Linked DNA regions of Mus musculus: region 2 is linked to region 1. Evidence: chromatin loops called from intact Hi-C (ENCODE). Cell type or tissue: gastrocnemius. All regions are shown on one strand.

What was found. Hi-C counts contacts between places; a loop is a spot of excess contacts. Peaks named below come from ENCODE experiments on the same cell type or tissue, not always from the same donor. Only the 100,000 strongest peaks of a DNase experiment are listed, where the experiment ranks them.
Region 2: a loop joins it to region 1, with 4 times the contacts of the local background. A loop is called at or near these places in 24 of 42 quality-filtered maps.

The regions. Positions count from the first base shown.
Region 1 is chr19:10,956,902-10,961,901 of GRCm38, forward strand. No RefSeq gene overlaps it. Among named protein-coding and RNA genes, the nearest start is that of Ccdc86, 10 kb to the left of the region's middle. In gastrocnemius, a CTCF peak has its summit at 2,866 (motif pointing left); DNase peaks (open chromatin) are centred at 2,625 and 2,863; H3K27ac peaks cover 1,633 bases.
Region 2 is chr19:10,706,862-10,711,861 of GRCm38, forward strand. It overlaps Vps37c (vacuolar protein sorting 37C), which reads left to right. Exons shown (of 5, transcript NM_181403.3): 3 at 3,409-3,580; 4 at 4,410-4,492. Among named protein-coding and RNA genes, the nearest start is that of Vps37c, 21 kb to the left of the region's middle. In gastrocnemius, CTCF peaks have their summits at 2,682 (motif pointing left) and 3,347 (motif pointing left); DNase peaks (open chromatin) are centred at 804, 2,722, 3,487 and 4,057; H3K4me3 peaks cover 222 bases; H3K27ac peaks cover 2,738 bases.

The DNA of each region.
Region 1 (5,000 bases):
CCTGGTTTAGTGGTGGGGAATCTCAGTTCTTCATTGCAGTAGTTGAAGACCAGCTCCAGACCTCAGCCAGATGGCACATCCAACCTCAGGTGAGTGAATCGGGTCTCTCTGAGTCAACAAACTATTTTCTGTTTCTTTGGCGCCTCCAAATGTCTAATGTTACCCTAGGACCAGGGCTGCCTGTGGGACTCACAGGATCACTGGGCATGGCCTGAGCTCACCGCCATCCTATTGTTTAGTTACATCAAGAACCGTTTGTCTTGTGATCATAAATCTGCATCTCAGATACTCTGACTCACTCTACCGAAGGGGAGTCATAGAAACAGATTGTTTCCTCCGCAAACACCATTTATCTGCAGGTTAAAAGGCGTGCTGCTAACAGGATGGTTAGCAATATTGATCATGCATTTTGCAGCAGGAGATTAGGAAGTCATAAACATGTTTAGGTTTCGCCGGTAGTTTAAGCCATCAAGATTCTGTCCAGAGTAGCTAGCACACAAGGGTGGTGCTTGCAGATCTTGTCTGAGTCTCCAGCTAATCTTTTTCTTCAGAGGTGCAGGGATGAAAGCTGGTCACTGGCCAGAGGGTTTGAATCCAGAGCTCTGCTTCAAGAACACTAGTGATTTTTACCCACACCTTTGTGTACTTTATCTAAAGCATGAGTAAGTTCCCACTGTAGCCTAGGCTGACCCTGTTCTTTCTAAATAAGCCAGAAGCTGCAGGTCTTTAAAAGTGCCTCTCATCTGGGTGTGGTGGTACACACCTGCAGTCCCAGCACTCAGGAGGTGGGAACACTAAGCGGACCAGGAGGTGGAGATCAGCTTGGATATAAAACAAAATAAGTTAATTAAAATAAATCAAAATAATTAAGACAAAACTAAAGAGGGCTTCTTATAGCGATAAAGCACAGATTAATCAGAGTGATATTTTCTGTTCTGCGCATCTCAACATAAAACAACACTCAGATGCTGTCCTCTTCTGCTCGTGTGGTTTCGGCTCTCTGCTTTTGAAATGACTCTGCATACATCTAGATAGACTTTCTTGGAGAGGTGTTAAGTACTGGGATTTCCAAAGCTGGCCTGAGTATGGTCTCCCCTCCATGTGATCTTCTTACTGTGTCGCCTGGACACCCCTCAGGTACTGGGATCTATGTCCCTCTTCTTCAGACTCCAGGATAACCCCCAGCTAATGGAATGCAACATTAGCATTTCTAAGGTTAGATCATGGAGGGCTGAGTACTTCTGCTTGGCTCTCATGGGGTGCTGGCTCTTGGAACTTTCAGCCTCCATGTTGTGAGGAAGTACAAGTCACCCTATGTGGAGAGATCGCCTGGAGCTGTCTTTGGTAGCCCAGCCAAGCTGCTGACACCCTTATCATCTAGCAGGTAGGAAAGGAGCTGCATCTGTGGTGATTCTATCCCCAGTTCACCAGGCAATCCTGACTTTGAGCCTGGCACCAACGGAGGTCCCAGAAACCATGAAACAGAGATACATTCTCCCTGTCCATATCTGTCCTGCCAAACTCATCCACAGTTATTTTTATACCACTAAGTCTTGGGATGGCTTGTTAAACAACAGCAATTGCCATCAGTTGGCTGGAGTAAAAAGAACCAGATTTGTTTGAAGGAATCTCACCAGGTATATTAACCACACTATAGGACAGTCCCCATGTCCAGGAGTAGCTGGCCAACAAAAACCAAGCCAAACTGAGTAGTATTTCTGTAGACTTTTCCCTCTCATTTTGCTTTGTTAGGGATTTCTTTTTGTATTATTGTTTTGTTTTGCCTCTTTTGACTTCTGTTTTTGTAGGTGTGTGTGTGGTTTGAGGGAGGGAGGGAAAGAGGGAGGGAGGGAGAGAGGGAGGGAGAGAGAGAGAGAAGGAAGAAGAAGAAGAAGAAGAAGAAGAAGAAGAACAACAACAACAACAACAACAACAACAACAACAACAACATAGGGTTGGATGGGTAGGGAGGTGGGAAGGATCTGGGAGCAACTGGGAGAGGAGAAAAATATGATCTGAGTATATTGAATGAAAAACAAATTTTTCAATAAAAAAAATTAATTATCCATTTGGGAAGATCAAGTGCCCGAGAAAGGGACAGCAACAGCTTTATTCCTTTGGGATGGGAGAGGCATAAGACTGGAAGCCTTTTAAGGGGATGTCAGCTTGGGTATTATACAGGGCCCTGAGTCCTTTCCTCTCTCGCATTGGCCCTGCTTAGATCCCTGCCCTTGTGCCTTCCCACTTCTCTTCAGTGAGCAAGAAGCTGTCACCTCATAGAGCCTGCCTTTGGTTTCTCTAACCCCCTTCAAGTCCCTGGCATTTGCAGTTTCTCTCTCTCCCCGGAGGTCTGTAAGGCTTGCAAGGTTTCTAGAAGATGATTGCTTAAGAGCTTGAGGTACTTCAGTGTTCCTCAAACCTAACCAGGCAGCTTGCAGCCTTGTCACAATGCAAACAGTTTCAGTACTCTGGGAAGGGGCCGAGTAGCATTTCTTTCAAGCTCATGGGGATGCCAAAGCCACTGTTCCCTGGACAGACCTTGGAGAAGGCAGCAGCCACTCTCTTGAGCAAGCACTGGATCACTGGGCAGCGCTCCCACCTTCTTAATCTCTGTGAATTTTGTTCTCTTGCTGTGTGTAAGAGAAACACTTGTCTCTAACCGGAGACAACAGCAACAATGCAAAGAATGTTCCCAACAAGTGCAGCTTGATGGCCAAGGTGTTTATTAGCTGTAACACACAGACATGCTGCGTTCACACGAAAAGGTCAAAGCCTCTCACCTGTTAGTGTCTATTTTACAGGGCTCCAGGGCTACTGAATGATCAATGCAAATCCTGACTTAGAGTGCCACCTAGTGTCAGAAAGTAGAAAGAACTACAGGTCAGAGAAACTGCCCAAATCAAATTCAGAAATTCATTCTCATGTGCACTGGGCCCTCCCCCCCGCTGAGCAATTATTATTACATTAGTAGCGGTGCCTCCCTGGGCAAGTTGCTCGGCCTGCCTGAGGGTGAACAGGGGAGGGCAAGATTGGACAGGCAAGAAGCCTCGCATTGCCAGGCCTTGGGCTTGTCCTCGAGCTGATTGACGAGCCAGCAAGCGGTGCAGGTAACTTAACGTCTAGGCAGTCTCCAGATTTTCCACCGAATAGACCCAGTCAAAACGATCCCTAAAGTACCACCTGGGCGCCCAGGCCTCATCCGAGTGTAGGGATTCTCAATGCTGGAATATGTGTGTTTGTTATGAGGGCCTGTCCTGTGTTCAGAGGAGTGGTCAGATGTGTGGCTGGCTCTTCTCTGTTAGAACCCAGACCTGTCCAGCTACAGTCTCTCGCCTCCCTCGGCTGCCATAAAGAGCTAACAGCCCACACCAAGTACAACCAGGCTGGCGGAAATGAAGATATCCTGAGGAGAAAATGCGGGTTTCTCCAGCCGACTCTCAGACTATTCAAACAATGGACTCCAAGAAGTGGGATTTCCCTGGGAGTCTCAATCTGGGAGAAGGAAAAGACTCCAGCAGCGGGGAGGGTACTTGTTTCCTAGAAATGAGATTTTACCCTTAAAAGTTTGATTCCCCCCCCCCCCCCTTAAAGATAGGTTCTCGGGGCTAGAGAGATGGCTCAGCTGTTAAGAGCACTGACTGCTCTTCTGAAGATCCTGAGTTCAAATCCCAGCAACCATATGGTGGCTCACTACCATCCATAATGACATCTGATGCCCTCCTCTGGGGTATCTGGAGACAGCTACAGTGTACTTGCATATAATACGTAAATAAATCTTAAAAAAAAAATAGGTTCTCACTATGTATCCTGGAACTCACTCTATAGACCAGGCTGGTCTTAAATTCACAAAGACCAGCCTGCCTCTGCCTCTATGCCTGTCTTTGTGTGTGTGTGTGTGTGTGTGCACATATTTCTAATAACTTTTCAGGTCACTTTGTGTAGACACTGGTGTGTCGGAGGTGGACTGGATCACACCTTGACTGGCTGCTTAGATGTGTGTATCTGTCCTGGAGATGCACTGGGGAAGGGGGATGTCAATGGATTTTTGTTCCTCTTCCCAATGTGGCCACATTGAATAAATCCCCCTTTTCTGCTTTTTACTTCTAATTTGGATGTTTTAGTGGGCTTTTCAAGTGGCTGGGGAGTTGGCTCAGTGGTTGAGAGCACTTGGTGCTCTTGTAGAGGACTCAGGTTCTGTCCCCAGCTCCTGCATGCACAGTTCACATATGCACACACACCTTACACGTCTGGCTCTTACATATTTCTTCTGTTCTATGTTCCCAAGACTCCAGGAATCCAGTCCTGGCATTTTTGCGCTTACTTTTTTTGTTGTTGCTTGTTTTTTGTTTAGACAGGGTCTCACTATATAGCCTTGGCTAGGCTACAACCCCCTATGTAGACCAGGTTGGCCTCAAACTCACAGCCATCTGCCTGCCTCCGCTTCCCAAGTGCTGAGATCAGAGGTGTGCACTATCACATCCAGCCTCTTGCACCCTGCAGAGCTTCCCCTGCGGAGCCGCTCACCTCTGCTTCAGAAGTGGCCATGGATCCACTGAAGCTCTGCACCCTGCTTCTGGCACCATGGGTCTCATTGTGTACCCCTCACAGAGTGTCATCTCTATCTGCATCCACAACCCTTTCCCCTGAACCCTTGAGGACTAAGAGAGGATGCTGACACCCCTGCTCAGCTGCTTCCAACATACACGAGCCAGCACGATTGACACAACTCACAAAAGAAAGGATGTTTGGTTATAGCAGACATGTGAAAGGACCTGTGATGATGGAGTATAAATCTGACCTCAGACAGTGGGAGACGAGCACTGAGCATGGGTTTGGTTTGCTCTATCTCATCTTTGCTAAAGACATGCATGTTTTGGTTCGCTTTACATAGTGCTGTTGAGCTCAACTTGTGATAACGCCACCATTGAGAGAAACTCACCCAAGAACTACTCATGAGGTTACTACAGCAGACTTCCGTAGCCTCACCTCAGGCCAGTTGG
Region 2 (5,000 bases), 250 kb before region 1:
CCACTGAGCCATCCCACCCACCCTGACAAATGCTTGTCAAGGATTCATGCTTAGCAGGAGCTTGAGCCAGGATTCACCTGGTGCTGTGAATTTTACCTTGGCTTTTACTAGGGCAGCCCTGAGGTTTCAAGCCAGGGCCTGGGTCCTCTAGGAGCCCTGGGAATGATAGGGAGTGCTGGGTCCACCTTGGACTAGGACAGCCAGGGACCCAACTGGCCCAGGAGTCTTCATAGCGTTCCAGCGTGGGCCTAGAGACAGCTCCCTCATGCACTAGGGAGAGGGGGGGCATCTTCCCCCACAGTGATATGCTCACTCATGTTTCATAGTGTTCTCCACTGCAGCCAGCACCCCACCTCTCAGCTTCCAATCACAGGGCCCTTACCACCCTGCTATCTTTACAGAGCTTGACTCGGCCCTCACTGTCATTATTTCCTGTGACCTTCCTGTGAGCTGGAGGTCAGGTGACTCGATGTGGCCACTCAGCTAGAAATACCCATAGGTACCCCCAGAGCAGCTGCAGCTGGTCCTTGGCCTGGAAGCATCTGTTTGAGGGAGGGGCGGGAGCACAGTAGGCTCCTCTGATGGTCACTCACGTGTGCCCTTTTTCCTGATGAGCAGACGTGACGTGTGCTCTGTGAATTCACTGTGTTAAAGAACAGGCAGTTGTCCAGTTAGCATCCCGGTCAGCCTCCCTGGACCCTTACCCCTGCTTCATGGGTGCACATGGTCCTGTATCCACCTCTGCTGTGCTTTCTGCTGCCACCTGCTCCCCCACCTGCTCCCCAGCCCTGCTCAGGCGTCTCTGCTGGATTGGAGATGACCCAGGGTTGGGTTGGAAAGGCCTCCTCACGGCAGGGAGTAGGAGAGGTCTTTGTGTGACTCACCTTGCAGCCCTGAGGTTGGATGGCCTGGTTTCAGCAGCATAGGAGCAAAGTCACGCACAGCTGAGTGTCCCTTACCACAGGTTCCTGGGGTGTAAGCTTTGCAGATTTCCTACGTCTTGGCCCTTGAAATGTTTTGCATAGATTTACTAGTTAGATATCCACAATATAAAAAAACCCACAAATTCCAAGACATTCTGAAATCCAGAATTCCCTGAGTGTCACGTAGGCTTTTTGAAATCTAGAACAAGAGTGTCACTGATAGCTGTCTCTGCATCTTAGATTTTGTGTTGCTGGATGTTTGCCATTGAACTCCAAGGGTCTCCTCTTTTTATTGTGTCCTATCTCTGTGCACACACATATCTGTGCATGAATGCCACATCACAAGTGTGGAGGTCAAAGGACAGCTTTCAGGAGTTGGTTCTCTCCTACCATTTGGAGCCAAGGGTTCAAACTCAGGTCAGTCAGGCTTAGCAGCAAGCATCTTTGCTTACTGAGCCATCTTTTTAGCCCTAAGTATTTCTTCAGCCAACAGTGAGCAACAGGATGGTAAGGGGTTCCTAGTCTTGTCCCTGAAGGGAGTGGAGCTCAGCAAAAGCAAGCCCAGCTCTTGGGAGTTCATTGCTTCCAAGCTGAGCAAGCCTTCAGCCCTATGGAAAAGCACAACCTCCCGGAGATGTAAGGGATGCAGCTTCCTGGCCAAGGGCAGATTGAACCTTCTCTGTAGCCATGTTTGAGCAAATGAGTTGAATTCTCTGAGGGGAAAAAATACTCACTGTGGGACAGACAGAAACAAAGTAAGGCAAGCTACTTACTCTCTCAGAAAGCCTTTAGCTGTCTGTCTGTCTATCTGTCTGTCTGTCATAGCTGTAAGGCAGTAATTGTGTCATGTGGGGCTGGCAGAAGAGAAAGGTGGTGGGAGTGTTCATCTCTGTAGAGAGGGAGCTGTGCAGCTCTCCTGGCCTCATAGGGTGTTAGTAAGAGATGGGCTCCAGGGTAGGGAGAGGGTGGCACAGCACAGATGTAGTGCTTCAGACCCAGGGAAAAGCCGTGGACAGGTAAGGATGCCAAGGGTGTGGCCAGGAAGGGCAGGCCCTACACTCAGAGGTGGCCACACAAGTGTCCCTGGCGTTTTCTTTCCTTTTCTTTTTTAACACTGTATTTTTTGTTATATGTATAGGCATGTCTGGTGTGGGTTTGTGCATGTTTGGTGCAGTGCCTTTGGAGGCCAGAGAGTCTGTTAGATCCCCTGGAGCTGAAGTGGCAGATGGTGTGAGCCACTTGACGTGGGTCCTGGGAACTGAACTCGGATTCTTTAGATGAGCAGTATGCGTTCTTAATTGTTGAGCCGTCCTCCAGCCACCTTGGCTAACAGTCACACATAGCAGTTTCTCTGCTCCTGTGCCAGTGAGCTTGTCCAGGGGCTCAATGGCGTTTCTGGCTGGACAGCAGGCAGTCCAGGTAAAGGGGTTCTAACCCTGAGCCCGGACTCCCTTGTCTGTGCAGGAGGTAACTGGCAGCACTCCTCTTTCCAATAGGCTGCAGCCTGCTGTAACTACAGGGCTCGAGGCCCTGAGCAGGGGTCAGAGCAGGGTGGCTCTTCTGGAAACCCCTTGTCCAGGATGCCCCCTGGCTTCCTGGGGCTGTTCTAGTGGGAGCCCATCTGGCCTGGTGTGCCACATGCTGGCCAAGGTGGAAGGAGAAGCTCTGTGTTGTTGATCCCTTCGGTCCCCGTGGAAGCTGGCCCTGACCTGTTCCCTAACTTCTGTGGCCAGTGCTGAGCCCCCTCTGCTGGTGCCATGTGGTACTGCGATGCGATGGTGGCCCTGTCTCCAGCTCTCCTTTCGGTGAAGCAGATGGTAGCCCGCTGGGCAAGGTTCCAAGGCTGCTTCTGCCTGACTGGCAGTTAACAAGGGGCCTGCATGAGGGCTCCATTTTGCTGGCTAGGGAAGCATTTTCAGCAGGCAGCATTGAGGGACTATCTATAGCTCTGTGGGCTGTTTGACCTGGGAGGCGGGGATATCTGTCCTGCTCAGTGGCTTGGGCTACAGGGCCTCCCTCCCTAATACCTTTGGGACCTCAGATATTTCTAGCTTCTGGTCTGGCCTGGGTCACCTTCATTCTCCCTAGCAGCCTCTCATGTGTATGCATGCATGGTGTGTGTGTCCATGTGTCTTTTTCACTTGGGGCTAATGGTGGGGACTCTGGGTTTCATCCCTCCCACTGGAGTGGTCTCCTTCAGCTGTGGCCTGCACAGCACAGAACCACTTGCAGGTACTTGTCTATTGGGAAGCCGTGGTTAGGTGGTTAGCCTTGCTGCCTGTTTCCCATGTGTCATTCTCACAGGCTCTCCGGATCAGGATGTGGTGAGGTACCTGGGTCACAATGCCTGCATAGCCTTTAAACCCAGGCTTCTGTGACTGGTTGAGGGCTGAGCGCCAAGCTGAGCAGTGAGTCCAGGAGCACCCCCTGCTGGAGGCTGACCAGTTACAGTTAAGCTCATTGTCAGTTGTCCTGCTTTCCTTAGGTTCAGGACCTGCAGTTAGAACGAGAGATGGCACTGGCCACGAACCGGAGCCTGGCAGAGCAGAACCTGGAGTTCCAAGGTCCCCTGGAAATCAGCCGCTCTAACCTCTCAGACAAATACCAGGAGCTGCGGAAGCTTGTGGAGCGGTGCCAGGAGCAGAAAGCCAAGCTGGGTAGGGACAGCCGACCACAGACAAGCACTCTGGCCATCTCCCCTGCTGATTGATACTTCTGTTCAAAGGAGGACGAGGGAGGCAGCTGGAATACTAAGGATGCTTAGATACCCAGAATCGGAGAGGGCCAGCAGCCATTGTAGCCACTGTGCTTTGCATGTTTTTACATGATAATAAGCAAATAAGCAAAAGTGTAGGTACTGTAGTTAGTCTAAATGTTTGAGTATTTATATTTATTGTATACCCTGGTGATAATTTTCATAGTATTAAAAATGTCCTGAACTTACTATTTTTATAGATGAGGAAAACAAGGCTGGAGCCGGCCGAGGGCTTGCCTGAGGTCATCCCACCAGAGTGAGATGGAGTTGGGATTTGCAAGCATAGCCTTTAAGAGCTGAGCATCTCTCTAGCCCTGGAATGGGATTTGAATCTAGGCAGTCAGTATGTTTCACTGCCTCTGCCAACTTAGCCCCGAGCCTTGCAGAGCTGACCTAGGCCCTGTGAGGTAGGAAGGCTTCCTGGATGGCTGTGCCCTTGGCAGCTGCTTGGCCAAGACCTGAGCTTGTCCCTCAGCTCCTCTTCACCAAGATGGTGAACGCCTACATGAACCAAAAGGACCCCACAGAACCAGCTGCAGGGACTCTCTCTCCACTGGGGCCTGTTGTGGCTGAGTCCTGAGTGCTCACAGAACCAGCAGCAGGGACTCTATCTATAGTGGCTAGGCCCAAGCACACAAAGGGCATGTCACATGTCTTCCCTGAAATCAGGGTCCTCAGCTTTAATTAAAGCAGTGCTTTTGAAATGTCGACCTCTCTGCCCTTCCTTCCAGAGAAATTTTCCTCGGCACTGCAGCCTGGGACCTTGTTGGACCTTCTGCAGATCGAAGGCATGAAGATCGAGGAGGAGTCTGAGGTGAGGTGGGGAGTGGCATCCTAATCCCTTGAACGGTGGTGGGCCTCGGAGTCAGGTCTCAGGTGAGACCAAGAACCATAGAGCAGAAGGGTTTGGAGTGCGGCTTGAGTAGATGGCACTGGGGTGCTGGTAGACACACTGATGGCAGGACAGGATAGGAACACGTTCTAAGGCCCCGGTAAACACTTGAAAGCAGCCAGCACTCTCTTCTGTGTCAACAGTCTGTTTTCCTGTACACATGCTTATGATAATATATAGTGTGTAAAGCAGGCTCAGTGAGAGCTTGACAACAGCAACCACAGGCTGGGGAGGTAGTCCAGGGGACAGGGTGCTTGCTACACAAGCATGCCGACCTGGCTTTGACCCCCACACCCATGTAAAAATCCAGGCAAAGCTGTGCATGCTCGCCTTTCCAGTGCTGGGTGGGCGGGAGTCACAGGCAGACCCCTGGGGTTTCTGCAGGCAGTCTAGATGAATTGGTGAGCTTGGAATAGACTCTGTCTCAGGA